2 separate regions of the Homo sapiens genome follow, and region 1 is linked to region 2. A link is an interaction called in ENCODE POLR2A ChIA-PET data of the cell type or tissue named here. Cell type or tissue: OCI-LY7. All regions are shown on one strand. Links, peaks and the distances in the headings refer to the core of each region. The heading gives the core; the rest is flanking DNA.

The links. ChIA-PET counts read pairs that join two places held together with the same protein. Peaks named below come from ENCODE experiments on the same cell type or tissue, not always from the same donor. Only the 100,000 strongest peaks of a DNase experiment are listed, where the experiment ranks them.
Region 1: POLR2A ChIA-PET joins it to region 2 with 5 read pairs; 13 of 35 experiments call an interaction of 5 or more read pairs at or near these places.

The regions. Positions count from the first base shown.
Region 1 is chr9:114,629,302-114,645,526 of GRCh38, reverse strand. TMEM268 (transmembrane protein 268) reads right to left here. Exons shown (of 9, transcript NM_153045.4): 6 at 11,649-11,759; 7 at 8,457-8,537; 8 at 6,801-6,983; 9 at 1-2,393. The coding sequence ends at 2,214. Among named protein-coding and RNA genes, the nearest start is that of TEX53, 20 kb to the left of the region's middle. In OCI-LY7, for the core only: no CTCF peak of the experiment used is centred there; no DNase peak of the experiment used is centred there.
Region 2 is chr9:114,565,337-114,581,561 of GRCh38, reverse strand. LOC105376229 (a long non-coding RNA gene) reads left to right here and starts at 15,119. Exons shown (of 3, transcript XR_930260.2): 1 at 15,119-15,195. LOC124902352 (small nucleolar RNA U13) reads left to right here and starts at 16,210; the gene lies at 16,210-16,225. In OCI-LY7, for the core only: no CTCF peak of the experiment used is centred there; DNase peaks (open chromatin) are centred at 6,442 and 6,863; H3K27ac peaks cover 476 bases.

The DNA.
Region 1 (16,225 bases), core at 4,509-8,508, 64 kb before region 2:
AGCAAAGCTGCTCTCAGCCTTGACCAAAGCAGCCTTTCCAGGGGCTGGTCTATACCCATGATCTCTCTTCTCTGGCACACAGAAAGTGAATGGTCAGACTCATCTCTTGAATGGCAAGCCACGTGTTTATTACATTTCTTGTTCACCAGACCCACTTTATTAAAAAGCGAAATGACAATCAGAAAGGTTAAGTGACTTAGCCAAGGTCACACAACTTGGAAGCAGCAGATCAGGAAGAAAAATCCAGGTCTGCTAGGTAGGCCAGTCTTCTGTCCAAGGGTGTCCTAGGACCAGGTCATCTCAGCCATGTGGGGTTGCCAGATGTTTCTGCATGTGGATAAAGATAGATAGGCCAAGGGCTATGAGGGGGCAGAATAAGCTAGAAATTCCCAGAACTTTGGTCCTAGAAGGGCCCTTAAGAATCATCCAGGCTGGTTGTGGTGCCTCACGTCTGTAATCCCAGCACTTTGGGAGCCCGAGGCGGGTGGATCACCTGAGGTCAGGAGTTCAAGACCAGCTTGGCCAACATGGCGAAACCCCATCTCTACTAAAAACACAAAAAAATATCCAGGAGTAGTGGTGCACACCTGTAGTCCCAGCTACTTGGGAGGCTGAGGCATGAGAATCACTTGAACCTAGGTGGCGGGGGTTGCAGTGAGCCAAGATCGCGCCACTGCACTCCAGCCTGGGTGACAGTGCAAGACTCCATCTCAATTAAAAAAAAAAAAATCATCCAATCCACCCATTATATTGATGGGCAAACTGAGGACCAGGCAAAGAAAGCAACTTGCCAAAAATTACACAGCTTGAAGTGGCAGATCAGGTCCAGAACCCAGGTCCACAGCAATGTCATCATTCAAGTGAGTTTGGAAAGCAATTTGCAAAAGCTGCTGTGGGGATGGCAAAGCAATCAATCCACAAGATTTTTTTTTCCTTAGCAGGTCCAGGTCATGCACAAAAAGTACAAGGTGTAGTCTCTGTCCTTAAGGAGTTTACAGTCTAGCTAGAAAAACTGGCATATACACAGGAAAACAGAATCAATACCATAAAACATCAGAACAAGCAGCAGCTGTATCAAGAATTTAAAGGAGGCAGAGAGCAGCAGGGTTGGCTGTGTGGGAAGGCTTCCTAAAGAAGGGCTTAAGAAAGCTGGACTTTGAAGCATGAATAGGAGTCCAACAAATGGAAAGGAATAGGTATGTCAGTCCAGGAAAGAGCGTGAACTCATAAAGGGGTTTTGTGGGAGATGAAGCCAAAATCGCAGACAAAGGCTAGGTCTTGGGGGCTGGGGATCCTTTAGATGCGTTTGGTCTTGGGTCTATGAAACAATAGGTCTTCAAACTTGTTCAGGAGCAGATCACTTGGAAGCCTCTGAGCTCTTCAAAGAATTCCACAAGTGGCTGATCACACTTCATTCCAGGACAATGTTCATGTCGGGAAACATAACCATTGTTCTACATCTGTAATATAAAACCACAACCACAAGCGTGCATGCCTGTGAACAAAATAAGTCCTCAAGTCAAACAGGATCAATCTTTCTCAAATATTCCTATCAACAGTTATCTGCCCTTGATCTCTTTCTTCTGTCTCTGTCTTCTGCAGCCTGTGTACTGGTAGACAACACGTACACATACCACTGCTTTTCACAAAATATGGGGGAGAAAAACTTAAAAATTGAGAGAATTCTGAAAACTTACTTTTTTTCTTTATATTGGAAAAAGGAAGTCTGATAATTTTAGGGGTTCAAGGCAATGCCACATAGAGCAGTATCCTCTCTGAGCCTCAGTTTCCCCATCTGGCATGAAGGGGTTGGAGATGGAAACATCATCTGAGGCCAAGTTTTGGACACATAATTTGCCCAGTCTGGTCATCTTCATGTCTCCTGGGTTCTCTGAACAATGAAAGCAATGGGGGTCCAGTCTTTCCATACGTGTCCACAGTTCTAAGCAGCAGAGAGAGTAGCTTTGGTGGGACTAGCTCTGTAACCATCAGCTTCTGCAAAGGCCAGGGGGTCAGCATGAGATGTCAAACAAGGATTTTTGTGCTGGGCCCTGAAGTGAGCACAACACCCCAGTGGCTGACATCACAGGCCCCTTTTGGAGTGCCCCCAGATGCTTCTCTCCTCACCTGGGGCTCCCCATTGGCCATCTTGGGCTCCTGAAGCCTTCCTGACTGCTCAGTCTTGAAGGAAGATGAGTACCTTCATCCCTAGGTCACCTCGCCAGGAACGGGCAGCACCCTGTGCCTAGGATGTAGGCTTCTATGAGCTGGCAGGGGCATGGAATTCTCGGAGAGTTCGTGTGTCGTGTCCCCATTGCCTGAGGGAGCTGGGAGGTCACTAGAAGCCGGATGTAGTAGCCGCCAAACACTGCCAGCAGCTGGCGGGCCATTTCCTAGAAGAGGCAGGGAAGCAGATTGAATACCACAGGGGAGCCCCTTGAGGAAAAAGGGCTTAGGCACCAGGGGAAGGACATGCTGCTTTCTTGCCCCTGGACCCAGCAGTGATGCTCTCTAGGAAGAACCAGGCCAGGTCAGCACCTAGGACTCTCAGAAGATGCCAGCCTGGTCCAGAAGCCCAGTTCTGCAACTCATGGCCTGTGGGGCTCCTGCAGCCTCAATGTCCTCGTTGCCAAGGTGAGTAACTAACTGCTGAATGGCAATAATAATACGCACAAAAAAAATATGCAACCTCGAAGCCCTAGAGAAATTACCAAATTTCTAATTATCTAATTTTTTAAGCCTAGCTGGCCAGGCATGGTTGTTCAAACCTGTAATCCCAGCACTTTGGGAGGCCGAGGTAGGAAGATCACTTGAGGTCAGGAGTTTGAGACCAGCCTGGGCAACAGAGCGAGACTCTGTCTCTACAAAAATAAAATTAAAATTAAAAATATATTTTAAAAATATAAAAAGAAAGTAAACCTAGCCAGCCACAAATACATTTTTTCCACTTTCAAATGTCTATGAGTCTGTAAAGTACATGAGATCAAAGTGACTCACTTGAAGAAAATTACTAGTTAAATGTGGAGGTGGGGAGAGGAATATTCCCATTATAGCAGAATTAGTTAATTCATACAAGGTACCTGGTAGATTTCTTTACACAAGTACTCCTAACATATTAAAAGAAACTGCTTACATTTAAATATGATCACTGACAGTAAAAAAAAAGAAAGAAAAACATAAAAAAGGGAAAAAAGAGATTGCTTATAAAAATTAGGTTTATCACAAAAGGACATGTACTGTATGATTCCACTAATAGGAGGCACCTAGAGTAATCAGTTCACAGGGAGAGAAAGTAAAATGGTGGTTTCTAGGGGTTGAGGGTGGGGAGGAAGGAGGGAAGGGGAAGTTAGTGTTTAATGAGCACAGAGCTTCAATTTGGGAAGAGGAAAACATTCTGCAGATGGCTGATGGTGATGGTTGCATAACGATGTGAATGTACCTCATGCTGCTGAACTATATACTTAAAATGGTTAAGATGGTACATTTTATATTATGTATATTTGCCACAATAAAACAATTTTAAGTAAAAAAGGATTAAAAAATTGAATGTAATGTACTTTTTTTTTTCTTTTTTAAAGACACAGTACAGCCGGGTACAGTGGCTCATGCCTGTAATCCCAGCACTTTGAGAGGCCAAGGCAGGAGAGATTACTTGAGGTCAGGAGTTCAAGACCAGCCTGTCAACATGGTGAAACCCCGTCTCTACTAAAAACACAAAAAAAATTTAGCCAGGTGTGGTGGCACATGCCTGTAATCCCAGCTATTTGGGAGGTTGAGGCAGGAGAATCACTTGAACCCGGAGGCAGAGGTTGCAGTGAGCCAAGATGGCGCCATTGCACTCCAGCCTGGGCAAAAAGAGCAAAACTCCGTTTCAAAAAAAAAAGACATGTGATCTTACTATGTTGCTCAGGCTGGTCTTGAACTCCTGGGCTCCTGCCTTGGCCTCCCTACAGTGTTGGGATTACAGGCGTGAGCCACGGCGCTAGGCCTTAATGCACATTCTTATTAACACAGTTGGTCTGTAAAGATCCATTCACTGGTCTAGAAGATGGGATCTCAGGGGAAATGCTTAACTTCCTTAAGCATGGGGTTGAAGCTCTTTTGCAATACTTGTGTCCACTCTGAATGTAATGAAATGAAGTGTGGGTTACGCTAGGTATGTCTGTAGAGTTAGTAATTAAGGATAGGCTTTAAAGTCAAAAAGGCCAAGAGGGAGTTTCAACTCAGCCACTCTATGACTAACCCAGAGCAGTCACTTCACATTACTGAGCCCATTTCTTCATTGGTAGAATAAGGAAAATAGTGGCACTGACCCCTCTAAGTTACAGTGAGGATTAAAGAGACTAATAGAGGCCGGGCGCGGTGGCTCACACCTGTAATCCTAGCACTTTGGGAGGCCGAGGCAGGTGGATCATCTGAGGTCAAGAGTTCAAGACCAGCCTGGCCAACATGGTGAAAACCCATCTCTACTAAAAATACAAAAATTAGCCAGCCATCATGGCAGACGCCTGTAATCCTAGCTACTTGGGAGGCTGAGGCAGGAGGATTGCTTGAACCTGGGAGATGGAGTTTGCAGTGAGCGGAGATCACACCACTTCACTCTAGCCTGGGCAAAAGAGCAAAACTCCCTCTCGAAAAAAAAAAAGAGAGAGAGAGAGACTAATAGACAGAAAGCATTGAGCCCAGTGCCTAGTGCTCCACAAATGGCATCAATATCTTTCCATCATTATCACTCAAAAAAGCAGAAACCCCACATGGTTCATAAGATTAGCTTTTGTTTCAAGTTATCCTTTGTGCTAGAAAATATAAAACACTTCAAATAGTTTACCACTCACTAACTCAGATTGGTCTTCTCGCCAGTTTACTCTAAAATCAATAATGTAAGAAGCAAGGAACTGTAGCAAGAACACTGGCCTACTTAGAATCAGCAGGGCTGGCTTCTGCCATGGGCTTACTGCACTCTCCCTTTCTGGCAACCTTGGGCCAGTCAGCTGACCTCTTGGAACCTTATTTCACCCACCAAGGAAAAAGGGAAAATAATTCATACCTCGAAGAGTATGCTAATGAATTTTATGCATGAGAAAAATCTGTAAAAATGTAAGAGGTCATTATCGCTATCTTTCCATCTTTTACAGACACTAGGTTCCTACTGAAATGTGACCATCTGGCCCAGGTTGAGACTTGGGCATCGATTATATTTTCATTAACTAAATTATAAGGGCAGCTACTTTAAAAACATGTGCACACACTTGATACTCATGATAGGAAATTATATTACTATTGGTTTGAGTAAATCTAAAAATAATCACTTAAAAGACCCATATTTAAAGGGCTATTGCACAAAAACCCACACACGCATGTCACAAGAAAGTACACAACCTTATCAATCTCTTCTCTTTAAAAAAAAAAAAAGTCAATAGGATAAAGTGAAGAGGTTAATACAGTTATCATTTCTCTCTTTTTTTTTTTTAATATTTTGGCAGGGCACAGTGCTCACACCTGTGATCCTAACACTTTGGGAGGATGAAGCGGGTGGATCGCTTGAGCTCAGGAGTTCAAGACAAGCCTTGGCAACATGGTAAAACCCCGTCTCTAAATAAAAATTTAAAAATTAATATAAAAAGATAAAAGATTTTAATAGAGGCCGGGCATGGTGGCTCATGCCTGTAATCCTAGGACTTTGGGAGGCTGAGGCGGAAGGATCAACTTGAACTCCTGGACTCAAATGATCCTCGCGCCTCAGCCTCCCAAAGTGCTGGGATTACAGGCACGAGCCACCGCATGTTCCTGTCATTTTCTCTTTTAAATAGTACTACTTGCAGGCTTCCTACTGCCCACCAGCACAAAAGAGTAAGCCTGGACTGGTTTGGACCTTGAATCCCCAAATCTCTTGGCTGAAAAGATATAAGTGCTCTTCTGAAGTTTCAAATGTCACCTGAGGTCACCATCACTGCTTGTCTCCCTGACAGTGGGTCTGTCCTCATCATGAGAAGAAGGTAAGCACAAGCTGCACATTTTCAGAATTCTGGTCTGCCAGTGCTTAGCCATAGCCAAGAGACAGTGTGGATGGCAGGACCCAACAGAACTCTGGGGCTGCAGGAACTGAAATTCAACAGAAATGCAAAGAAGTGGGAGGTTGAGGTGGGTAGATCTCTTGAGCCCAGGAGTTGGAGACCAGCCTGGGCAACATGGCAAAACCCTGCCTCTAATAAAAATACAAAAAATTAGCCAGGTGTGGTGGCACATGCCTACAGTCCCAACTACTCAGGAGACTAAGGTGGGAGGATTGCTTGAACCTGGGAAGTTGAGGCCATAATGAGCAGTGATCACACCACTGCACCCCAGCCTGGGTGACGGGAGTGAGACCCTGTTCTAAACAAAAAAAAATTCAAAGAAGAGTCAACTGTCTAACTGCAATTAAAGTAGATGGATGAATGGTTGGATAGATGAATAAATAATTGATTGACTGAGACCCAAATGTTCATCAGTATGTTCATGGTTAAGTAAGCTATAATCTATCAACATGCAACTACCCATCCAATGCAACCATCAAAAAGAATATCCAAGATATTAAATAATGCAACAAAAAGTCCCAATAAATATAAAATGCTTCCTGTTAACTATCTTTTTAAGTGCTAGGGTGAAGAATGAAAAGATTGAAAACTCCTGAGCTAGATTTGTGTGGTGTCTACTAACTGAGAGAAGCATGTCTTGGGGAATCTAAGAAGCCCCCACATAGGCTTTCTCTATGCAAATTCCCCCGAGGGAAGATGGCCCCAACAAGCCCCAGTGCCTGTTACCTCCGGCTCAGCCTCAGGAACAAGCTGATGAAGCTCAGTCTGCATGAGTGGCCTCTCGTTAGGACAAGAATTGCCGGGCAGGAGAGGAGCATCCTCCAAGTTCTCAGGCCCCTCCGCTGTTGCAGGGCTCACCCCAGTCTCCATGACAACACACAACTGGCTCAATCTGCTTCTCAGCAAGGACTGCAAAGGAAACAGAGAAGGGGCTCAGGAGTGCCTAAATCAGGTGGTATCTGCGAGGCTGAGTCCCTCCCCAAGCTGCAGACCGAGCAGAAGATGAGGTCTCAGACTCAGATGATGACCTCAGAAAAAGCTGGTCGCATTCGGGATATTACATAATTCCCTACAGATGGTCATTAATAGCTCTAAATATTTTTCCTTTTATAACCAGGCATGGTGGCTCATGCCTGTAATCCCAGCACTTTGGGAGGCCAAGGCAGAGGGATCACTTGAGACTAGGAGTTCAAGACCGGCCTGGCCAATATGGTGAAACCCAGTCACCACTAAAAATACAAAAATTAGCCTGGTGTGGTGGCACGCACCTGTAGTCCCAGCTACTCAGGAGGCTGAGGCATGAGAATCGCTTGAACCTGGGAGGCAGAGGTTGCAGTGTGTCAAGATGGCGCCACTGCACTCCAGCCTGGGTGACACAGCAAGACTCTGCCTCAAAACAAACAAACAAATATTTTTCCTCTCATGCTCTCACTTGCTCAAAGCAGCCTGGGATGTGGGTATCTTTATCCATATGTTGCAAATGAATAAACTGAGACTCAAAGGCCCTGCCTGAGGCCACACAGGAACTAATGAGCCAAATTCAGGGCTAAGTCACAACTCTGACTTCAAGACTCACTGCAGCCGGGGCTCAGAAAAGGCTAATCCTAGAGAAGGAGCCCAGGGCTTGGAGACAGGAGGCCTGGCCTCCAAACCTGGGCATCACCAGCCAGCTCCATGACCACAGGCCGGTAACAGGTCATCCCGGAGCCTGTTTCCTCCTCTGTAGAAGCAGAGCAAGATCCCTCTGATTTTCTTAATAAACGGTAGAAAGGCACTGTGAACAAGTAAAAGTTGCCTCAATGCATGATACTTTGGAATCCACCAAAATTTATTAATATTATAATTATAAAGAAATATATGGCCGGGCGTGGTGGCTCACACCTGTAATCCCAGCACTTTGGGAGGCCAAGGCAGACGGATCACCTGAGGTCAGGAGTTTAAGACTAGCCTGGCCAACATGGTGAAACCCCGTCTCTACTAAAAATACAACAAATTAGCCAGGTGTGATGGCAGGCACCTGTAATTCCAGCTACTCCGGAGGCTGAGGCAGGAGAATCGCTTGAACCCACGAAGCGAAGGCTGCAGTGAGCAGAGATCACTCTACTGCACTCCAGTCTGGGCAACTGAGTGAAACTCTGTCTCAGGAAAAAAAAAAAAAAAAAAAGAAGAAATATATGCTCACCATAGGAAATGTAGAAGAAGCGAGGCATTAAAAAGAAGCAGAAAAGCAGCCATAATTCCCTAGGCAAAACAACCACTGATTGCTCGTAGGTATTCTTCCAAGTAACTTTTTCTCAGACATTTTCCCACCCTTAAGATAATGAAATCGATACAACTTGGCCTCCTGGTTTTTGTTTTGTTTTTTCACTGAAGATATCTTACCTCTTGGCTAGTCTTCATTTCTTGAACATGATCAGACAAAAACTGCACACAGTTCTCCAGGTCGAAGTAGACAAACCAAAGCTGTGGGGAGAAGCAGCAGTGACCACCGTGGCTCAAGGGCAGCCCAACCCTGAACTCTTCCTCCCTGAGACAGTCCTATTTAGCCTGCTGTCTGGCAGGAAGGTGCCATTTGGCACCATGACAATGTCTCATTTGTATGGTTGGTAGAAAAATGGCTTTGTGTGCACGTTTAGAAAAGGTCAAACCCTAGGCCAGATGCAGTGGCTCACACCTGTAATCCCAGCACTGTGGGAGGCCGAGGCAGGCAGATCACTTGAGGCCAGGAGTTCAAGACCAGCCTGGCCAACATGGTGAAACCCATCTCTACAAAAAATACAAAAAATTAGCTGGGTGTGGTGGTGGACACCTGTAATCCCAGCTACTCAGGAGCCTGAGGCACAAGAATCACTTGAACCTGGGAGGTGAAGGTTGCAGTAAGCCAAGATCACACCACTGCACTCCAGCCTGGGTGACAGAGAAAGACTCTGTCTGAAAAGAAAAGAAAGAAAAGAAAAGAAAAGAAAAAGTTAAACCCTGTTCAAAATGGCTGCGGCCCCATTTCCCACAAGCTGCTGAGCATCCCAGACAGACTCCGAACCCTCCTGGACATCACCTGTCCACCTGAGGCTACCTTCATCCTCAATGGGCGGGGCGTGAACATGCAAATGAGTGAAACCCTTCAGAGCTGACACCTGTGGCCCACAACCAGGTCTGAGGTAATCAACCTGGTTGCCTGTGGGGACAGAAGCAGGGTGAGAAGTCCGTACCCCACCTGTGCCTCCCCTTCCACCCCAGGGGCCGGCCAAGCTAAATTTAACCAGGCTGAAATCTTCCACATTCACATTACGACAACCTGTCAAGACCACAGCTGCCACACATCCTAATTGAAGTTCTTGGAGAAACTGGTGGCCCTTGCCCCAAACTCCCATCCACTGGCCACCTCCTCTGGTTCCCAGACCTCCTTCCTCCCACTGACTGACCCATGAGACCCAAAGTCACAGCCTTCTTGCCAACTAGTCTCCCAATGTCATACCCACAAGGGAGGATTTCTCAAATGGTTCCTTTAAAGCTTTTTACTATGAAAATTTCCTAGCATATTCAGAAGTAGATGACAGCAACCCATCCTCCCGCTGCAACTGTTAGGTCACCTCATGGCCACTCTTGGTTCATCTCCATCCTCACTCGGTACCCGTCCCCAACACCCCAACCTCCACTGCACCCCCCAGTGAATCTGAAGGACATGCCAGATAGTGTATCACCTCATCCCAAGATACTATTTAGAAACTGAAAGACTCAAGTTGTCTAAAAAGATGTGTCCATTCTTTTTTTTTTGAGACAGGGTCTCACTCTGGCACCCAGGCTGGAGCGCAGTGGCGCGATCACAGCTCACTGCAGCCTTGACATCCCGCGCTCAGGTGATCCTCCCACCTCAGCCTTCCAAGTAGCTGGGACTACAGGCATGCGACACCATGCCCAGCTAGTTTTTGTACTCTTTGTAGAAACAGAGTTTGCCATGTTGCCCAGGCTGCTGGTGTTGAACTCTTAGATTCAAGCAATCCACCTGCCTCAGCCTCCCAAAGTGCTAGGATTATAGGGGTGAGCCACTGAGCCCACCTGATGTGTCTCTTTTTTGTTTTGTTTTGTTTTTATTTTTTTTTTTTGAGATGGAGTCTCGCTCTGTTGCCCAGGCTGGAGTGTGGAGTGCAATGGCACAATCTCAGCTCACTGCAACCTCTGCCTCCCGGGTTCAAGTGATTCTCCTGCCTCAGCCTCCCAAGTAGCTGGGACTACAGGCGCACACTGCCACGCCCTGCTAATTTTTTTATATTTTTAGTAGAGACGGGGTTTCACCACGTTGCCCAGGCTGGTTTCGAACTCCTGAGCTCAGGCAATCCATCCGCCTCAGCCTCCCAAAGTGCTGGGATTACAGATGTGAGCCACCACGCCCAGCCCATTCTTTAGTCATCTATCCATCCGTGCATTCATCTAACACATGTCAAGCCACTCCTACGTGCCAACGGATAAAGGAGATTCAAAGATAAACGAGGCTAAAAAGGACCCCCACATTCCAGGAGCTCCCAGTCTACAATGTCACACTTGAACTGCCGAGAATCTTGTGATGTCATCTGCTTCACTCCAATGATAGGCAAGATCATCTTATACCTACACCATCTTGGGTGTGATAGGCTCCACAAACATAGGGACCTGCATGTGTTCTCTGCTGCAGCCTCAATCCCTGGGACAGTGCCTGGTACACAATAGGCTCTCAATAAACATTCGTGGAGGAACTGAGGCAGGTGCATGAGGAGCCTCTTCCCAGGTCCCCCGTGCACACCTACCTCTGGGCTCCCACCAGGCAAGGGGCCATGACTGGTGAGAATGCAGATGTGGTGCCAAGGAGGTTTTGCAATTCCACTGGGCAGATCAGGCATGGATGGAGGAACAGGAGAGTTCAGCCAGGATCAGGAGATCTGGCCTAACTGTGTTCTGACCCACCCTGCCACGCCATACTAGTCACTTTCAGATCTCCCCCCAACCTTCGGGGCAAAGAGAATGACCAAGCCAGGCAAACAAGGCCTTCAGCATCTGACCTGCCTCTCCGGCCTCATCTCTCCCCGCTGTGTCACTCTGGTATAGCCCCAGCCATGGTGAGCTCCATGCAGCCCTTCAAAGGGACCCTGTGTACCTTGCCTCTCAGCCTTGTTGGGGGCTGTCCGTTTGCTATAAGGCCAGAGAGGCTACTGTTGACTGTCTCACTGTATGCCTGTCATCCTCTGCCAGGACAGGGACCTTGCATGGGCCCCTCAATGTCGCCAGTGTCCAACCGAGGGCACAGCACAGAGGAGGCTCCGTCTGCTGAATAAATGCCAGGTGAGCAGCAAGGTGTGGACATTATCTGTGCTTCCCTTCCAGCCCTGCCACGTGGAGGTTCCAGGCCACTGGTTACTGCACAGAGAAGGTGTCTTGAGGAAGAAACACCAGGGCAGGGAGGAAGGAAAGGGCTGCCAACAGCCATCTCATTAGCAGACTACTGCAAACACTGTGTAGGCTGGGAGAACATGAGGCCACTGCTCTCCATTAGCCCAACATAAAACTGGGCCATCAGGAAGAGGTAACTATGAGACACAGCACCTGAATCACACTCTGGCATCCTTCCACTGTGTCTGTCACCCCCAGCAGCACCCGGTGTCTCAGGAGGGCTCCATTGGCAGCTGCCAGCCTCAGGTCCGTGTTGGTGTTGGCCTGTAAGACAAACGCCAGGCCCATCACCAGACCTCCATGCTACTGGGGAGCTCCCAGGCTCTGGGCAGTAGAAACACACCATCCCACCCCCAGATGCCAAGGGACAATCCCCACCCTCAGGACTGTCCCATTTCCTCCCCTATTAAATGGTCGGGGGTGGAGGCAGTCACAGTGACTCATGCCTGTAATCCCAGTGTTTTGAGAGACTAAGGCAGGAGAATTTCTTGAAGCCAGGGGTTTGAGGCCAGCCTGGACAATGTAGCGAGATGCCGTCTCTATAAAAAATTGTTTAAAAATTAACTACGTGGGGCCAGGCGCGGTGGTTCACGCCTGTAATCCCAGCACTTTGGGAGGCCGAGGCAGGTGGATCACAAGGTCAGGAGTTCGAGACCAGCCTGGCCAACATGGTGAAACCCCTTCTCTACTAATAATACAAAAATTAGCTGGGCGTGGTGACACACACCTGTAGTCCCAGCTACTCGGGAGGCTGAGACAGGAGAATTGCTTGAACCCAGGAGGCAGAGGTTGCAGTGCACAGAGATCACGCCACTGCACTCCAGCCTGGGCAACAGAGTGAGACTCTGTCTCAAAAAAAAAAAAAAAAATTAACTAGGCATGTTAGCATCCACCTGTAGTCCCAACTACTTGGGAGGGTGAGGCGAGAGGATCACTTGAGCCCAGGAGTGTGAGGTTATAGTAAGCTATGATTGTGCCACTGCACTCCAGCCTAGGTGACAGAGTGAGACTCTATCTCTTAAAAATAAGGGAAGAAAAATAAAATGAGATGGGGGATAGTTGGAACAGTAAATTCAATAGTGTCAGACAGCCCTGGGATAAAGCCCAGCTCTGCTGCTTCCTAGCTATATGGCCCTGGACAAGGTATGTCCCTTCCCTGAACCTTATTTTCTTCAGTTGTAGAATAAAAGAATGTGTCTGCCTCCTAGGAATGGAGTGAGATTTCACTGAGATTGTGTGTAAAGTACTTAACCCAGGGCCTGGGACTCTGTCAAGGTTCATAAGATATTTGCGGAAGATGGGAGATCAAATGGGTTTGATCTGTTTGAGCTGACACATCAAATCTGTTGTGTAAGTGAAGCACTCACTCCATCTAGAAAGCACCTACTTTAAAGTACCTAACACAGCGCCTGGCCCTCAGGTGGGGCTCTGGGAATCAGCCTCCTGCTCTCCTACCCAAACCAATGGACGCCACGCATTCAGCTGGGAGAGTGGATGCTAAACAGGTGGGGGAGAAGAGGAGGGACAAGAGGACCCCAAATGCTGGTTTGGGGAAGTAAGCACAAGAGGACTTTCAGACTCAGTTAGAAGAGAGCAGCCTGATCAAGAATAATAGTTCTCAAAAGGGGCAGCACCCTGTAAGGGAGATTTTGGAAATGCAAGGAGGACCCTTTGGTTGTCACAGGGATGGGATGGACAGTGCTGGCACTTAGTGGATGAGGGCCAGGGGTTCTGAACCCATGCCTTCCACTGAAAGACATGTCCTATTAGAAACCATTCTGCATGTTCAAGACTGTCCCCTGGGCTGCCTGGATTCCAAATGTCCCACTGAGCATACATGCAGATAAAAAAAAATCTACTTAGAATTCTCTGGTCAGCCAACCTAACTCCAGTTTACATTTATACCTAAAGTGATTTTTTTTTTTTTTTTTTTGGAGACCTAGTCTCGCTCTGTCACCCAGGTTGGAATGCAGTGGTACGATCACAGCTCACTGCAGGCTTGACCTCCTGAGCTCAGATCTTCCTACCTCAGCCTCCCAAGCAGCTGGGACCACACATGCATGCCACCACACTCAGCTAACTTTTAAATTTTTTGTAGAGATCGAGTCTCACTATGTTGCCCAGGCTGGTCTCAAACTCCTAGGTTCAAGCAATTCTCCCACCTCAGCCTCCCAAAGTGCTGGGATTACAGACATGAGCCATCACGCCCAGCCACTTAACGTGATTGTTTGCATGAGTTTAATGTACACTGAATTTTCCAGGAATGCCTCTACTATGAAAATTGAGGAATAATTATATTTTGTTTTGCCTAGATCTGTAGTAAGAAGATTTGGATGTGGATTTGGATTTGATGTGGATTTCTTCCTTCTAGAAATCTGTATCACCAATAGTTCAATTCCTAACGTACCTCTCACTGCCCATATAACCTTGGGCAAATTACTAAACATCTCTGTGCCTCCATCTCCTTACCCCCAAATGGAGATAATAATGCCCCTACCTCAGAGGAGTATAATAAGGATGAAATGAGTTAATCCATGTAGAATAATTGAAAGAATTGAACACTTAACACATGTCAGCTGATAATATCACAGTGAGGATGACAGTGAACTTAAATCATTGTGTTTTCACTGTGCCATATTAGCCGCAAATATTTGTAGGAACTTGGAACTTCTCATGTGTCCTAGCAATGTGCCAGGACTTGCCTGCCTTTACAAACCAGCCAATCTTTTTTTTTTTTTTTTTTTTTTTTGAGGCAGGCTGGAGTATAATGTTGCCATCAGAGCTCACTGCAGCCTTGAACTCCTAGGCTCAAGCAATCCTCCCACCTCAGCCTCCCAGGACTATGGGCATGTGCCACCACACCCCGCTGATTTTATTTTTTGTAGAGACAGAGTCTCACAATGTTGCCTAGCCTGGTCTCAAACTCCTGGGCCCAAGTGATCCTCCCACCTGAGCCTCCCAAAGTACTGGGATTATAAGTGTGAGCCACCATGCCCGGCCCAAATCTTCCAATCCTGAGAAAGGCTAACAGTGAGCCAAAGGGAAAACAAGACAGTTATGCCAGACATTGATGCTCTCAAAGACATCAAGTAACAACAGAGAGGATGCTAACAGTAAGAGTGACAATGGTCAGGAAGAGGGGATCTGCATAGTCCTGAGTGACAAGGGATCCAGGGAGGAGGAGGTCCTGGAGCTGAGACCCAAAAGAAGACCTGAGAAGGGCTGTGTGGCCATGGACTGGTTACTTAACCTCTCTGAACTTCCGTTTCCTCACTGGCAAACAGAGTTAATAACAGTTAATACTTACAAAGCATTTACTTTACACCAGGTACTATTATAAACACTTTGTGTGTCTAAGTCATTTAATTCTCACAATAACCCTATGAGGGAGCTACAATTATTATCTCATGTTTTAGATGAGGAAACTGAGGCCCTGATAGATTAAGTAACTCACCCCAAGTTGCAGAGCTAGCAAATGGCGGCGGTATCCTGCCTCCTTATAAGGTTGTTGTTGGGCATAGACGTGAAGCCCCAAGCATACAGCATACAATAGGTGCTCATGAAATGATGGACATTATTAGGAAGAAAATAAGGAGTCTCCTAAATGAGCAGACAGTGATGATGGCATTGCCAGGATGCACCTGAGACCTCCATGCTGCACACAAGCCTTGCGCATTTTCTGGGATCTGTGCCTGGCACAGAGTAAGACCTGTCTTGGATGGATGGATGGATGGATGGATGGATGGATGGATAGATATATATTGTTGGAACAGTAAATTCAATAGTGTCAGTCCTGGGCCAGAGCCCAGCTCTGCTGTTTCCTGGCTGTGCGGCCCTGACAAGGTATGTCCTGGTACTATCAAGGGCTTCATAAATACCAGCTGAATAAAAGGAGGAAAGAAGAGACAGAGGCAGAGAGCCAAAGCAGGCATTCCCTCCACCATGTGAATTACATCCACATCCTCGAAGCACCTGTCAGGTGCCAATCTTTTTTGCTTGCTCCTGCTAACTAAAACAAAACACTTTGCTTCTTCCCCTCCCCAAGACAAAGTTCTTGCTGCAGGAGTAGCCAGCTCGATTTGTTTTATAGGCCAAACACAAGGGCCATGAAAGCTTCAACAGACCCCAAGGGCAGCATTATTTTGTCAGTCTTGTGGCAAAGCCCAACAAAGATCCTTACAGAATGAGTACACCATATAGTTCCCGTTTGTCTCGTGAACACACGCACTAAGTGGAATTCACACCCCAAATGCTGATTTACATTTCCCAACATCCTGCCCCCTCTTTCTGAGTCAGGCAAGATCAGAGTCCAGCACTGTGCCAGGGATCGGGGGATGGAGGAACAAGAGCTTCCCAAGTAGGTGGAAAGACAACATAGGTGTGGTAGCAGAGAAATGGTCCCCAAAGATGTCTAAATCCTATTCGCCAAAACCAGTGCAAATGTTGTTACACAGCAAAGGGGAGTTAAAGCCACCGATGAAATTTATGTTGTTAATCAGCTGACCTTAAAATTAGGAGATTATCTCAGATTATCCAGCTGGCCCAATGTAATCACAAGGGTCCTTAAAAGTAGAAGAGGGAGGCAAAAGAGCCAGAGAAGGAGATGTGAAAAAGATTGGATCTGCCATTGCTGGCTTTGAAGATGAAGAAAAGGATCACGAGCCAAGGAATGCAGAGGACCACTAGGAGCTAAACAGGCAAGAAAACAGATTCTCCCCCAGAGCCTTCAG
Region 2 (16,225 bases), core at 4,504-8,503:
TTTAAGACAGAGTCTTGCTCTGTCACCCAGGCTGGAGTGCTGTGGCGTGATCTCTGCTCACTGCAACCTCCACCTCACAGATTCAAGCAATTCTCATGCCTTAGCCTCCCAAGTAGCTGGGATTACAAGTGTAAACCATCACATCTGGCTAATTTTTGTATTTTTAGTAGAGACGGGTTTTGCCATGTTGGCCAGGCTGGTCTTGAACTCCTGGGCTCAAGCGATCCTCTCGCCTCGGCCTCCCAAAGAGCTGGGATTGCAGTGGTGAGCCACCATGACTGGCTCGTCTATAATTTTTACTTAACAGTAATTATCTTCCATATAAATCAAGGGAGAGGAAGGGTTAGCTATGCATTAATTCTCAACATCCATTAATTCTCAACATCCTGTCCACCTAAAGAAAGAAACTAAGGCAAAATTAATACAGAGAATTTATTTGGGCAGAGTTTGAGGACTCCAGCCCAGGACACACTTCCAAGTTGACTGGGAGAGTGCTTTGTTTGGCCTTTGTTATTAAACAGGGTTTTAAAAGCAAGAAGTGGGCTGATGCAAAGTTGTTTGACAGGAATTCTCACTGGTTTACAGAGATGACATTGGTTAGCAACTGGCTATGTTAGTAGCGGTGAATCAGTGAATCTGTAGGGTTCTGCAGCAACCTCAATTCTTGCCTCATCAGAAGAAAGAATTTGACCCAGGGGCATAAGGCAAAGTGAGAGACTGAGGCAAGTTTTAGAGCAGGAGTGAAAGTTTATTAAAAAGCTTTAGAGTGGGAATGAAAGGAAGGAAAGTCCACTTGGAAGAGGGCCAAGTGGGTGACTTGAGAGATCAAATGTGTAGTTTGACCTTTGACTTGAGGTTTTATATGTTGGCATTTTTCTGGGGTCTTGCATTACTTCTCTCCTGATTCTTCTTCCCTTGGAGTGGGCTGTCCGCATGTACAGTGGCCTGCCAGCATTTCAGAGGGGCTGCGTGCGCAGCGTGTTTACGGGAGTTATATGCATGCTCACTTGAGGCATTCTTCCCTTAGTCAAATACTCTTAGAAGGTCATATACCAGTTAAACTCTGCCATTTTGCCTCTTAGTGTGAATGTCTGAGCCCACTCACCCAACTTGGAAGGCTGTTCATCACTAGTATCTGGTTTTTCTAACTACTGGGAGACTGCCTTTCCCTGGCACTAGGTGTGACAAGTGGCGTGATCTTGGCTCACTGCAGCTTTGACCACCTGGGCTTAAGCCATCTTCCCACCTTAACTTCCTGATTAGCTGGAACTACAGGTGTGCACCACCACACCCAGCTAATTTTTGTATTTTTTGTAGAGACGTACTTTTGTCATATTGCCCAGGCTGGTCTCAAACTCCTGGACACAAGGGATCTACCTGCCTTGGCCTCCCAAAGTGCTGGGATACAGGCATGAGCCACCATGCCCAACCAAGTGATTGGTTAACATCAGTTTACCTCAGTTTACTTTTTTGTTAAGGATTAAAGCAGAGAGAACTTCATTATCATGCCAATTGAAACTGGCCTGTTCAGGAAGTTAGGCTGTTATCTCTCTCTTGATTTATGGGAAGGTCAGATAACAAATTAGTTTTGGTTTGGTGGCATGGAAACCTCAGCCTGAGTGATTCCATTTTGATTTTTAGTCTGGTCTGCTGGGGCCTAGTACAGAAGCTTAGACCAAAAGAATGGCTATGTATATATATAGTTTACCATATGATCGAGCCACTGCAGTCTAGTCTTCTCATGTGTGCCTGACTAGCTACTATAACAGCTAGACATCGTTGAGCTATAGGGTATGGGATATGGCATCCAGCATATGGCATTTGGTGACTACTTGGCATCAGTTGATCTAGAGACTATGTAGCAAGTGGCTTCAAGAGGTAATTGTGGCTGGGTGTGGTGGCTCACACTTGCAATCCCAGCACTTTGGGAGGACGAGGCAAGAGGATCGCTTGAGCTCAGGAATTTGAGACCAGCCTGGCCAACATGGCAAAACACATCTCTACTAAAAATACAAAAATTAGCCAGGTGTGGTGGTGCACACCTGCAATCCCAGCTACTTGGGAGGCTGAGGCACGAGAATCACTTCAATCTGGGAGGCGGAGGTTGCGGTGAGCGGAAATAATGCCACTGTGCCCCAGCCTGGGTGACAGAGCAAGATTCTGTCTCAAAAATTTTTTAAAATTAAAAAATTAAAATGGATCACGAGGTCAGGAGATCGAGACCATCCTAGCTAACACAGTGAAATCCCATCTCTACTAAAAATAGAAAAAATTAGCCAGACGTGGTGGCGGGCACCTGTAGTCCCAGCTACTCGGGAGGCTGAGGCAGGAGAATGGCGTGAACCTGGTAGGCGGAGCTTGCAGTGAGCCGAGATCGCGCCACTGGCCTCCAGCCTGGGCGACAGAGCAAGACTCCGTCTCAAAAAAAAAAAAATTTAAAAAGATGCACCTTCTGGGCCAAATGGTCACAGTATGGGCTGGATTTTAGCCCAGTCTTGCCTCCAGTCTTGCACTCTAGCCTGAGCAACAGAGCAAAACTCTGTCTCTCTAAAAAAATAAAATAAAAAGTAGAAGTCTAAAAATTGTTTTTAAATTAAAAAAAAAACAGGAAAAGGAAATTTAAAAAACAATCACTTATTTCTCTATAGTTCTGTTTCCTTGTGCCTGCCTTGCAGAGGAGAACTTTGAAATGACCAATCCGCCAGGCGCGGTGGCTCACACCTGTAATCCCAGCACTTTGGAAGTCCGAGGTGGGTGGATCACGAGGTCAGGAGACTCTGCTCGGCTCATTGGAACACTTATTCTATTTTATGGAATGAAGTGTTTAATTTATTTAGGATATTTAAAGATATTTAAATTTAAGATATTTAAACTCTTAGGTTGGGTGCAGTGACTCATGCCTGTAAACCCAGCACTTTGGGAGGCCAAAGCAGGCGGATCACCTGAGGTCAGGCATTTGAGACCAGCCTGGCCAACATGGCAAAACCCCATCTCTACTGAAAATATAAAAAAATTAGCCGGGCATGGTGGTGTGCGCCTGTAATCCTAGCTACTCAGGAGGCTGAGGCAAGAGAATCACTTGAACCCGGGAGGCGGAGGTTACAGTGAGCTGAGATGGTGCCACTGCACTCCAGCCTGGGTGACAGAGCAGGACTCTGTCTCAAAAAAAAAAAAATTATTACAGATATTGTTTAATATTATATTTATATTATGTAAATAATATATTTAACATTTAAACACAATATATGTATATAATAATATTTATTATATTTCAAGCGCTCGATAGCTACATATATATACATATATGCATACAATAGAACATTCTGCTAAGTGAAATGAGCCAGTCACAAAAGGACAAATACTGTATTAATCCATTTATAAGAGGTTCCTAGCATTGTCAAACTTATAGAGACAGAAAGTAGAATGGTGGTTGCCAGGAGCAAGGCGGGTGATGGGGGAGTAGGGAAGAAAGGAATCAGGGGTTGTTTAATATGTAGACAGTTTCTGTTCTGTAAGATGAAAATGTTCTGGAGTTTAATCCCACAACTATATGAATGCAGTTAATGTTACTGAACTGTACACTTAAAAATGGTCAGGATGATAACTTTTATATTATATTTTACTACAATTAAAAATAAAACATTGTTAAAACAAAAAAAATCTATTTTACTTTTTCTCTTTACTTTTAAAAATGTGCCCAACAGGAAAATTTATTACTACTCATGTGGTATGCATTATATTTCTGTTGATGCTACTCTAGAAAACAGAATTTTGATATCCAAGGGTTTTTTAACAAAGTAACTTGATCATGAGAAATAAAAATAAAATCCTAAACCTCCCAGCCAACTGAATGGGCCCCCTCTTGGCCAACCGGATCCCAGAAAATCTTTAAATGCTGAGCTCCCAGTCATGTTGGGACAGGAGGTCAGACACACCTCAGGAGGCCCCTTCCTTACTAACCTCAGCCAGAATTCTTTCCTAAGGAATAAGCAGAGAGCAGCTCTAGAAAACAAGAAACAGATGAGGCGTGGTGGCTCACACCTGTAATCTCAGCACTTTGGGAGGCTTAGCTGGGAGGATTGCTTGAGCTCAGGAGTTCATGACCAGCCTGGGCAACATAGTGAGATCCTGTCTCTACAGAAAAATTTTAAAAATAACATTAATACAGAAAAAAAGGAAACAAGAAACAAAGAATTCATTCCTTTATCACCTCTAGTCAATCACCTGAGGCCGTGACCAGACTCCCCGTCTCTTTTGCAGTTTCCACACAGCAACTGACCAGCACTCCTTCCTGTTAAGAGGTCACCAACCATAGAGCAGTTCTGGGCAGGGTATAGAGGCTGCAGTGAGGGACAGTGAGCTCTGTGTCCTCTGCTTCACCTTTTGACATCAGAGGGCTGAAAACACCTCCCTCAGATCATGCTAATGTCGCAGTTTTTGGAACATGCAACCCATGAAGAGGCATGAAGTTCAATTGTACATGTGCATGTTTCTTGTTTCATAAATATTCATGAGTCCTTCTATAGCTTACTGCGTATGTATACTCAGCCAACCAGCTCAGCATAAATTTCTGTTTTACACTTCCCATTCTTTTTTTTTTTGAAGACAGAGTCACGGTCTGTCACCAGGCTGGCATGCAATGGTATGATCTCAGCTCACTGCAACCTCTGCCTCCTGGATTCAAGCGATTCTCCTGCCTCAGCCTCTTGAGTAGCTGGGACTACAGGCATGCACCACTATGCCCAGCTAATTTTTGTATTTTTTAATAGAGACAGCGTTTCACCATGTTGGCCAGGAGGGTCTCGATCTCTTGACCCCGTGATCCACCCGCCTCAGCCTCCCAAAGTGCTGGGATTACAGGCGTGAGCCACTGCACCGGCCTCTACACTTCCCATTCTTGAAGCTCCTGTTCCCCATCTTCTGTCACAGGCTATGCTTCCCAACCTGTCAGAATGGCCACCTTGTGGATCACCTGAGGTTAGGAGTTCGAGACCAGCCTGGCCAACATGGTGAAACTTCGTCTCTACTAAAAATACAAAAATTAGCCAGGCGTGGTGGCGGGTGCCTGTAATCCCAGCTACTGGGGAGGCTGAGGCAGGAGAATCGCTTGAACCTGGGAGGCACAGGTTGCAGTGAGCTGAGATCGCCCCATTGCCCCACTGCACTCCAGCCTGGGCAACAAGCACGAAACTCCGTCACAAAAAGAAAAAAAAAGAATGGCCCAACTTGCAGGCTGCAACCCTTTATGAGAAATAGAACCCTGCCTTCGAAATTTGTGACCCTCATCACTCTTCAGGTGACAATATAGACTGAAGAATGAGGAAGAGGTAACTAACCAAGCTTGAGGTGTCCACATTGGGGTAGGGTTTGAGGTTAGGAGGGTTGGAGAGCTTTTGAGGCAGAAAGAACAACTTGAGTAAAAGCCCTGAGGCAAAAGAGAGAATGGAGTGTTCCAGAAAGAGCAGTGAAGCTGGAGTGCACAGACAGAGGGGAAGAAGGCCCTGAGGTGAGGCCGGAGAAGTAGGCAGGGGCCAGCTCAGTGGGGCCTGGAGGCCTTGCTAAGGACTTTGGCCTTTATCTCAAAGCAATGGGGGCCAGGTGCAGTGGCTCACACTGCTAATCACAACACTTTGGGAGGCTGAGGTGGGCAGATACCTGAAGTCAGGAGGTGAGACCAGCCTGGCCAATATGATGAAATATGTCTCTACTAAAAATACAAAAATTAGCTGGGTATGGTGGCAGGCGCCTGTAATCCCAGCTGCTTAGGAAGCCAAGGCAGGAGAATTGCTTGAACCCGAGAGGTGGAGGTTGCAGTGAGCCAAGATAGTGCCACGCACTCCAGACTGGGCAACAGAGTGAGGCTCCATCATAAACAAATAAATAAATAAAGTAAATAAATCAAGCAAGCAAGCAAGCAATGGGAGGGCAGCAGGAGAATGGCAGGAATGCCTTTTAAGAGATTGCTCTTTCTGGCATCTCCGATGCAGGGAGCCAGAGCCTATGTGTGTGTGCCCCTTTTTGTTTAATTTTCACACTTTTTTCATGAGATTAACAACGTTGAACTTTACCTAAGCCCTATGCTCCTGGAAAACGGCAAGAGTTAAGACATCTCCCAACCTTTTGTTTTTCACACTCCCCTCATCCTTTTGTGTTCCTGGAAATTGCTTACCTGTAAGAACCACTGGCTCCTCCCATTAATTAATTAATTAATTATTTCTTTTTCTTCTATGTTTGTTTTTTGTTTTTGTTTTTGTTTTGAGACAGGGTCTCACTTTGTTGCCCAGGCTGGAGTGCAGTGGTGCATTCATAGCTCACTGTAGGCTCTACCTCCCAGGATCAAGTAATCCTCCCACCTCTGCCCCCAAGTAGCTGGGACACCTGGCTAACTTTTTAATTTTTTGTAGAGATGGAGGTCTCTCTTTTTTTTTTTTTTTTTTTTTGAGATGGAGTTTCACTCTTGTCACCCAGCCTGGAGTGCAGTGGAGCGATCTCGGCTGGCTGCAACCTGCAACCTCTGCTTCCTGGGTTGAAGCGATTCTCCTGCCTCAGCCTTCTGAATAGCTGGGATTACAGGTGTGTGCCACCATGCCCAGCTAATTTTTGTATTTTTAGTAGAGATGTGGTTTCACCATGCTGGCCAAGCTGGTCTCAAACTCCTGACCTCAGGTGATTTGCCCACCTTGGAACTACCAAAGTGCTGGGATTACAGGTGTGAGCCACTGCTCCAGGCTCCACTAATTTAGATAAGACTCCCTTCTATAGGATTCACAGATGACTTCCAGGTATTTGTGACAAGGTCAAATGCAGACCCTTCAACTTCGAGTTCCTTTTTTCATGAGCAATTAAGATTAGAATTGCCTGTCCCCCTGAAACTAGAGACAAAAGTAAACATTTTCTGTTCAGCTGGTAGAGACTTCCCCTGATTGCAAAACCATTCTAACTGTTCCTTATGCAACTGTGACTTGCCCATTCCTAACTATAAAGGTCTAAGGCAAAGCTACTTTGCCAGAATACTTTGATCTTCACATCTAGATGGCTCTCCCTATTGCAATAGCCTTAATAAAATCTTATCCTTAATTTTCCTATGCATTTTGTCTCTTTTTTTTTTTTTTGAGGCAGTCTCTCTCTGTCACCCAGGCTGGAGTGCAGTGGAGCAATCTTGGCTCGCTGCAACCTCTGCTTCCCAGGTTCAAACAATTCTCCTGCCTCAGCCTCCCGAGTAGCTGGGATTGCAAGTGCCCGCCACCATGCCCACCTAATTTTTATATTTTTAGTAGAGACGGGGTTTCACCATGTTGATCAGGCTGGTCTCGATCTCTTGACTTCGTGATTTGCCCACCTCGGCCTCCCAAAGTGCTGGGGTTACAGGCATGAGCCACCGCATCTGGCCCTCATAAGTCTATTTTTAAAAATTTATCCTTTACTTGGTCACTTCCCCCCTTCAAATATCACAGGTTTTCTTTTAATTTTTTTCTCAAAGTATAAACAGTATGAAATATAAACAAGCTTTTGCATTGCACATGTAGAGGTGTGTGCAATTCAAGCATCATGGAACTATCTACACACCAAAAAAAAAAAAAACCCATCAAATCTTAAACAATTCCTTAAAAATATCAAGGCTCAGAAAGAACTAAAACCCACTTTTTTTTTGTTACACATAAAATTCAAATATTCTGTCTGAAGAAATACACTTAATCATTTTCGCTGTCTTCTACATCTGCATGGTGGTATACTTACAAAAATACGCCTGTATGATCATGTTTAATCTTACTGTTTCCAGCCAGTTTTTTTTGTTTGTTTTTTTTCTTGAGACGGAGTCTCACTCATTGCCCAGGCTGGAGTGCAGTGGCATGATCTCGGCTCACCGCAACCTCTGTCTCCCAGGTTCAAGCAATTCTCCTGCCTCAGCCTCCAGAGTAGCTGGGATTACAGGTGTGCGCCATCACGCCTGGCTAATTTTTGTATTTTTAGTAGAGATGAGGTTTCGCCATGTTGGCCAGGTCTCGAACTCCTGACCTCAGGTGATACACCTGCCTCAGCCTCCCAAAGTGCTGGGATTACAGGCCTGAGCCACTGCACCCAGCCTCCAGCCAGGTATAAAACCTCAAAACCAGCCATCCAGAAAAAACAGGTAATCAGAAAGCTGATCTCTTCCCCACCTCTCTAACCCCAATAACTATGAGGTCAGTTTTATGACAGGACTCCAAACACTGGATTGTGATGAGAAATGCTAGGTCCAGTTTCTTCATAATCCTTTTTGGCATGGCGTACTCATAGACGCCAGCATGTATCCTCCAAATCAGACTGTATTGCTACATGTGTTGTGTAGTGATTTGTGTATCAATAGGTTTTGGCCTCAATCTACTGCTACTCAATTCCTCACTTAATTCCTGGCATCTTAGAGTTCAAATCTCTCATAAGCAATATTCAAAGTACCTGAACATAGTTGAACCACCAGAGAGGACAATATTCTTGCAGGGAAGATGTCTGACATTCACAGGACAATCCTGAATTACTTCATCTACAACTTCCGGGGTAGGTTGTGTGAAGTCTGGATTAGCAAACTCTGGATTTAAAAAAAAAAAAAAAGATCTCAGGTCCCAAGAATCTCTCATACTAAACATCAATGAAAAGGTCCTTGTTTGAAATGGCATCAGGCCGGGCACGGAGGCTCACTCCTGTAATCCCAGCACTTTGGGAGGCCGAGGCAGATCACGAGGTCAGGAGTTCAAGACCAGCCTGGCCAATATGGTGAAACCCCATCTCTACTAAAAATATAAAAATTAGCCAGGCATGGTGGTGCACACCTGTAGTCCCAGCTACTCGGGAGGCTGAGGCTAAAGAATCAATCGCTTGAACCCAGGAGGCAGAGGTTGCAGTGAGCCGAGATCACGCCACTGCACTCCAGCCTGGGTGACAGAGCAAGACTCCATCTCAAAAAAAAAATAATAATAATAAATAATAAATAAAAAACAAAAGGTTCAGAGAGCTTCCAAGTTGGTGAAGTTGGTGAAACGTTGTAGCCACGTTGGACAGAGGAGTGAGTAACTTGGGAACTCACTACTTTCAACTGATATCTGAAGTAGGGGACAGTCTGCTGGGACTGAGACCTTAACCTGTGGTTAAGGTCTGACTCTAGGTGGATAGCGTCATAACTGTATTGTAAGACACCCAGATGGTGGCCAGAGAGCTGTTAAATTGTTTAAAGTGAAGGAAAACCCCACACACATTTGGTGTCAGAAGTAAAAAATGATGTGAGCAGAGTTTTTTTTCTTCTTTTACTATAAGAAGTGTGAAAGTTAGGTCGGGCACGGTGGCTCACACCTCTAATCCCAGCACTTTTGGAGGCTGAGGCGGGCAGATCGCCTGAGATCGGGAGTTTGACCAGCCTGGCCAGCATAGCGAAACCTCGATTCTACTAAAAATACAAAATTTAGCCGGGTGTGGTGGCAGGCGCTTGTAATCCCAGCTACTTGGGAAGCTGAGGCAGGAGAATCGCTTGAACCTGGGGGGCAGAGGTTGCAGTGAGCCAAGATCGTGCTATTGCACTCCAGCCTGGGCAACGGAGCGAGACTCCATCTCAAAACAAAAAGAAGTGTGAAAGTTTTCAGAATCCAAATGGAGTTACTTGTGTCAAACCCAAACATATGGCTGGGGAAGGCCATGAAGGGAGAGTTCTCATCACGCATGTATGCAGCTTTGAATGTGGCCCAACACAAATTCGTGAACTTTCTTAAAACATTGCAAGATTTTTTTGCAATTTTTTTTTTACCTTATCAGCTATTGTTAGTGTTAGTGTATTTCATGTGTGGCCCAAGACAATTCTTCTTCTTCCGATGTGGCCCAGGGAAGAGAAAAAGATTGGACACCCCTGACTTAGAGTTAGAAGTGAGACCTACGTCAAGATCACCTTGAGTAATGTAATCTTGGCTCACTGCAACTGCTGCCTCTTGGGCTCAAGCCATCCTCCCTATTCAGTCTGCCAAGTAGCTAGGACTACAGGTGTATACCGCCACAACTGGCTAATTTTTGTATTTTTTTGTAGAGACAGGGTTTCTCTATGTTTCCACAGGGCTCAAGTGATCCACCCACCTCAACCTCCCAAAGTGCTGGGATTACAAGCATGAGCCACCATGCCCAGCCTCTGGTGAGTCTTCTCTCAGGCTGAACCTCCCTCTTTTTTTGTAGAAGCTCTTTGACTTTATTTGGGGTCTGGTCTGGTAATAAGGCCTTTTTTTTTTTTTTTTTTGAGATGGACTTTCATTCTTGTTCCCCAGGCTGAAGTGCAATGGCACGATCTCAGCTTACTGCAACCTGTACCTCCCAGGCTCAAGCGATTTTCCTGCCTCAGCCAACCAAGTAGCTGGCATTACAGGCATGCGCCACCATTCCTGGTTAATTTTGTATTTTTAGTAGAGATGGGGTTTCACCATGTTTGTCAGACTGGTCTCGAACTCCTGACCTCAAGGGATCCACCCGCCTCAGCCTCCCAAAGTACTGGGATTATAGGCATGAGCCACTGCGCCCGGCCAAGACCTCCTTAATAAATGACCTTGCATCCTTCTTGGGACTATAAAAGGCTTTTGTCTTTTCTGGCAAGCACGTCCTATGAGGATAGCATCATCACAGAGCAAAGTCTGGTTTGTACAGAATTTATGTTCTCTCTGTGAGGCACCCCTTTTCCGGTGAATTCTCTTTTGTTTTTTTCTGCATGCCTGATATAATATTTCCTGTGGTCCACACACCTGGCTTAAAATTTTTGAGGCTGTCTTACTTTGATATCATTTTGGATTGGTTACGTGTATCTGCAAATGATTTGGGGGTTCTTTTATTTTTCCCTGCTTGTTTCTGAACATTTTCTGAGGGCAAAAAATAAACATTCTAAGTGGTGGGCACAGGTGGGCCAATGAAAAGCCACTAGGGGCTGGGCGTGGTGACTCAGGCCTGTAATCCCAGCGCTTTGCGAGGCCGAGGCGGGCAGATCACCTGATCAGGAGTTCAAGACCAGCCTGGCCAACATGGCAAAACCCCATCTCTACTAAAAATACGATATTAGCCAGGTGTGGTGGTGCATGCCTGTAATCCCAGCTACTCGGGAGGCTGAGACAGGAGAATCGTTTGAACCCAGGAAATGAAGGTTGCAGTGAGCCGAGATCGTGCCGTTGCACTTCAGCCTGGGCAACATGAGCGAAACTCCGTCTCAAAATAATAAAAAATAAAAGCCACTAGGGTAGTTGCCACCATCTATGAGGGACTCTTGTCCCTGAAGAAAAAGTCTCCCATGTTAAGATAAACAGGTATGATTATTACTGGGGTGCCTGCCAGTCTCAAGAAAATTGCCATGTGACTAGGAAAAACTTGGTCACAGGTTGGACAACTTCGGATAAAGGCCATCTGCCAGGTATAAAAAAAGTATTCTGTGCCAGGTACACTGTAAAAAAAAAAAAACACGGGTCCAAGCCCCTGACATTCCCAGCAGGGCTTATAGGGGTTTCTTCTGCTCTCAAAAGATTAATAAAAAATTGGACAGGATTCTCAAAATTCTAGGCATGCCAGACTTTCTGGGATGGCATTCCAGCTGGAAAGATATTCAAAATTGATGGCCTAATCTCATGCACATTTTTAAACTGATGGGCAATCTATACCAAGGATAATTTATGGCCATTATGGGAATTATTTGAATTTTCTAAACTTGTTTTTCTCAGAAAACCTCAACTACAGAGTTAAGCAGTCTAAACGTTGGATGCATGAAGAGGCTTCTGATCGCTCTATGTACTTTTGTTGTTGTTGTTTATTCTGAATCTGCTAATTTTTTCACTTGTATTAAGATAAATCTTTTTTTTTTTTTTTTTTTGAGACGGAGTCTCGCTCTGTCGCCCAGGCTGGAGCGCAGTGGCGCAATCTCGGCTCACTGCAAGCTCCGCCTCCCGGGTCCACGCCATTCTCCCGCCTCAGCCTCCCGAGTAGCTGGGACTACAGGCGCCCGCCACCACGCCCGGCTAATTTTTTGTATTTTTAGTAGAGACGGGGTTTCACCATTCACAGGATGGTCTTGATCTCCTGACCTTGTGATCCGTCTGCCTCTGCCTCCCAAAGTGCTGGGATTACAGGCGTGAGCCACCGCGCCCAGCCAAGATAAATCTTTCACTAAAGGCTGCTTGGAGCTTTTCATTTTTCCTCCAACCCCTAAATGAAATATAAACATCCAAGAGTTCACTAGAACAACTCATTTGAAACTGAAAAAAGGGGGGGAGAAGGTTAAAAAAAAAAAGCCTTTTTAAAACCAAAGTGCTATGGAAACTGCCCAAAATTTGGTTCACAGCCTTCATAATATTACATCTCAGGACAAATAAAAATTTTCAAGTTTAGCCATATGAACATGACCCTAACTTGTCCCATTTTGTTAGGGATATAATTTGGATCCAACTGTATTTTTATAAGCTGACAAGTTTATTACTGTTTTACTGTGTGATGATTAGAATTTTAAAGTAAAAACTATAATTTTTTTGTTTTTCTTCATCTATATGTTTTTACGTTTTTGTGTCTACATATTTTATGTATATTATTTTAAATTTACAGAGATCTCTAATTGGCTTGAAGGAAAATAATTAAGTGCTTAAAAAGTAATTTATTAGAAATATAGTAATTAACACAAATGCTTTTAAGTTCACATGAACATAAATCTATACTTTTTTTTTTTTTCTGATATGGAGTCTTGCTCTGTCACCCAGGCTGGAGTGCAGTGGCACAATCTTTGCTCACCACAACCTCCGTCTCCTGGGTTCAAGTGATTCTCCTGCCTCAGCCTCCCGAGTAGCTGGGATTACAGGCATGCGCCACCACTCCTGGCTTATTTTTTGTATTTTTAGTAGAGACAGGGTTTCACCATGTTGGCCAAGCTGGTCTCGAACTCCTGATCTCGTGATCCGCCTGCTTCAGCCTCCCAAAGTGCTGAGATTACAGGCGTGAGCCACCACGCCTGGTGGGTAAATCTTTTGTAAGTAAACTAATCTTAAAATTGTTGGTAAAATAGGCTGGACATGGTGGCTCACACCTGTAATCCCAGCACTATGGGAGGCCGAGGTGGGCAGATCACTTGAGGTCAGGAGTTTGAGACCAGCCTGGTCAACATAGTGAAACCCCAACTCTACTAAAAATACAAAAATTAGCTGGGCATGGTGGCACACACCTGTGATCCCAGCTACTCAGGTGGCTGAGGCAGGAGAATCACTTGAACCTGGGAGGTGAAGGTTGCGGTGAGCTGAGATCGTGCTATTGCACTCAAGCCTTGGTGACAGAGTGAAACTCCACCTCAAAAAAGAAAAGAAAAAAAAAATTGTTGGTAAAATAAAAATAAAAATGTCTTCAGAATTCTTAGCATAAATTTTTGCCTGAGTTTACTGGTCAGAAAGTTCTATATTTGTCTCCGCTAGATGTTCTAAGGTCATAGACCCACAAATCCAGCCTTAAAAGCAAAATTATCTTTGTGTAATTCTTTGATGAATAAGGCTACTTTAATATTGTTTAAATTTTTTTTTTGTAGTGATGGAGTCTTGCTATGTTACTCAGGCTAGTCTCAAACTCCTGAGCTCAAGCAGTTCTCCTGCCTCAGCCTCCCAAAGTGTTGGGATTATAGATGTGAGCCACTGCACCTAGCCAGTAAAAAATTGTTTTAAAAAAGAACATGAATATATGTTTTTAATTTAAAAATAATAATTATATCTAATTCAGACATTATTTAAAGGTGGTTTCAAAATATAGATTTAAGAAGAAAATAAAAACAAGGCAAAGAAATCAATAAGTAGGAAGAGACATGCAAAGAAAATTATAAATATGAGAAGGTATCTTTGGTAAGAAAGATGAAAAAGATACATAACTTTGTATGAGAAAGAATCTTGTGTGGTAAAAATGATAAAGAAAAAGAAAAGCAAATTTTTGTCCTAAGGTAGAATAATTATTTGTTCCAATATTAAAAAAGAAAGTCTAAAACAAAATTAGGCCTAAGCAAGCCATAAGAGGTTTGAGCAACTTGCAAAAGGTTTGTGAAACATGAATCTTATGAAATAAATTTTGTATGTAATCAAGTTGGCTAAATTTAGAAGGAAATTGTTTATAAATTTTTCTGAAAATTGAATATACTGATACAAAACCCAAAACTAGTTCTCTATGTTTAAAGCAGCAAGGGTTTCCTGGAGTATCATTGCTCTTAGTTAAAAAAAAAATTACCACAGGTTTTGGTTTTTAATTCTGAAATCTGGCTGGATGTGGTGACTCACACCTGTAATCCTGGTGCTTTGGGAGGCCGAGGCAGGAGGATTGCTTGAGGCCATGAGTTTGAGACCAGCTTAGACAATATCATGAGACCCCAATCTCTACCAAAAAAAATTAAAAATTAGCCAGGTATGATGGTGCACACTTTTAGTTCCTCCCCCACCCCCCAACCTTCTCAGGAGGCTGAGGTGGGAGGATCAGTTGAGCTCAGGAGTTTGAGTCTGCAGTGAGCTATGATGGTACCACTGTACTCCAGCCTGGGCAACATAATAAGACCCTATCTCTAAAAAAACAAACAAACAAAAACCCTGAAATCTGATTCTTTAAATTTTTTACCATCTTCTGAACTATAACCTCTTCCTGTTTTATGGTTTCTGTTTAATTTCCCTAATTCTAGGTTTAGAATGCTATCTTTTAAATTAGTAAGTTACTTTCTCAAAATAGAGTCTTTCTCTTGAAGATTTTCAGATTTATGTCTCAGAAGCTCAACTTCTGCTGCACCTCATTGCACATGATTTGCAGGTCATACACCATTGCCTTCTGCTCTTCCTCCTTCTCCCCTTAAGAAGGCACACTTTTTTTTTTTTTTTTTGAGACGGATTCTCACTCCGTCACCCAGGCTGAAGTGTAATGGCATGGTCTTGGCTCACTGCAACCTCCGCCTCCTGGGTTCAAGCGATTCTCCTGCCTCAGCCTCCCGAGTAGCTGGGACTACAGGTGCATGACACCACACCCGGCTAATTTTTGTATTTTTAACAGAGACGGGGTTTCACTGTGTTGGCCAGGCTGGTCTCGAACTCCTGACCTCGTGATCCACCTGCCTCGGCCTCCCAAAGTGCTGGAATTACAGGCATGAACCACCGTACCCGGCCACACTTTTTTTTTTTCTTAATCAACTTAATGACTCACTCCCTTGACATTTTGGTAAGCTTCTGCATTTATTTTCTCTGGTTCTAACTCTGCTGTTGAGGCCTAATGCTGATATGTTTGTCTTAAAGGTCTAGAAAAGCAATGTTTTCCTCCAAGAATAACTTGATTCTGTGCTGTTGGCTTTTCTTGAAATGTCTGAATTATTCCATGTAACAAGGAAACTTAATGTGCTTTCACTTTTTCTAAGAGCCATATGTTTCCCTGCTCAAGGTACTTATTTTTTTTGTTTACTTCTTCTATAATATAGTGTATACTCATAACCTTGGACACACACTCATCCAGTGTCAATTTGAATTCAAGTACCTTTTCATTAGGTTAGATTTTCAGATTATCTAAAAGGACTTCCTATAAGAAGCAATTACACTGCAGGAGTATTTATTTTTTGGTAATTGGTCTAGGAAACAAAGATTCTGTGTTTTATCAAGGTAATTTCCTGTGCTTCATGCTGTCTTTATTGGTTTTTTGTTGTTGTCGTTGTTGTTGTTTTTGAGACAGAGTCTAGCTCTGTTGCCAGGCTGGGGTGCGGTGGCGTGATCTTGGCTCACTGCAACCTCCACCTACCGGGTTCAGACGATTCTCCTGCATCAGCCTCCCGAGTAGCTGGGACTACAGGTGTGTGCCACCACACCCGGCTAATTTTTGTATTTTTAGTAGAGACGGGGTTTCACCATGTCGGCCAGGATGGTCTTGATCTCTTGACCTCGTGATCCACCCACCTCAGCCTCCCAAAGTGCTGGGATTACAGGCGTGAGCTGCTGCACCCGGCCAGGTTTTTGATTACTTAGGAAAACTGAGTCTTTAGCCTTTTTTTTTTTTTAATAAAACATACATGCAACTTTCTGCATTTGCCTTTGGAATTTTTATTCTTTAAGATAGGGTCTCACTATGTTGTCCAGTCTGGCCTGAGACTTCTACACTTAAGGGATCCTCCCACCTCATTCTTCCAAGTTGCTGGGACTACAGGTGCACACCATCATGCTCAGCTTACTTTTAAAATCTTCAGTCACGATCCTTTTGTAGTTCA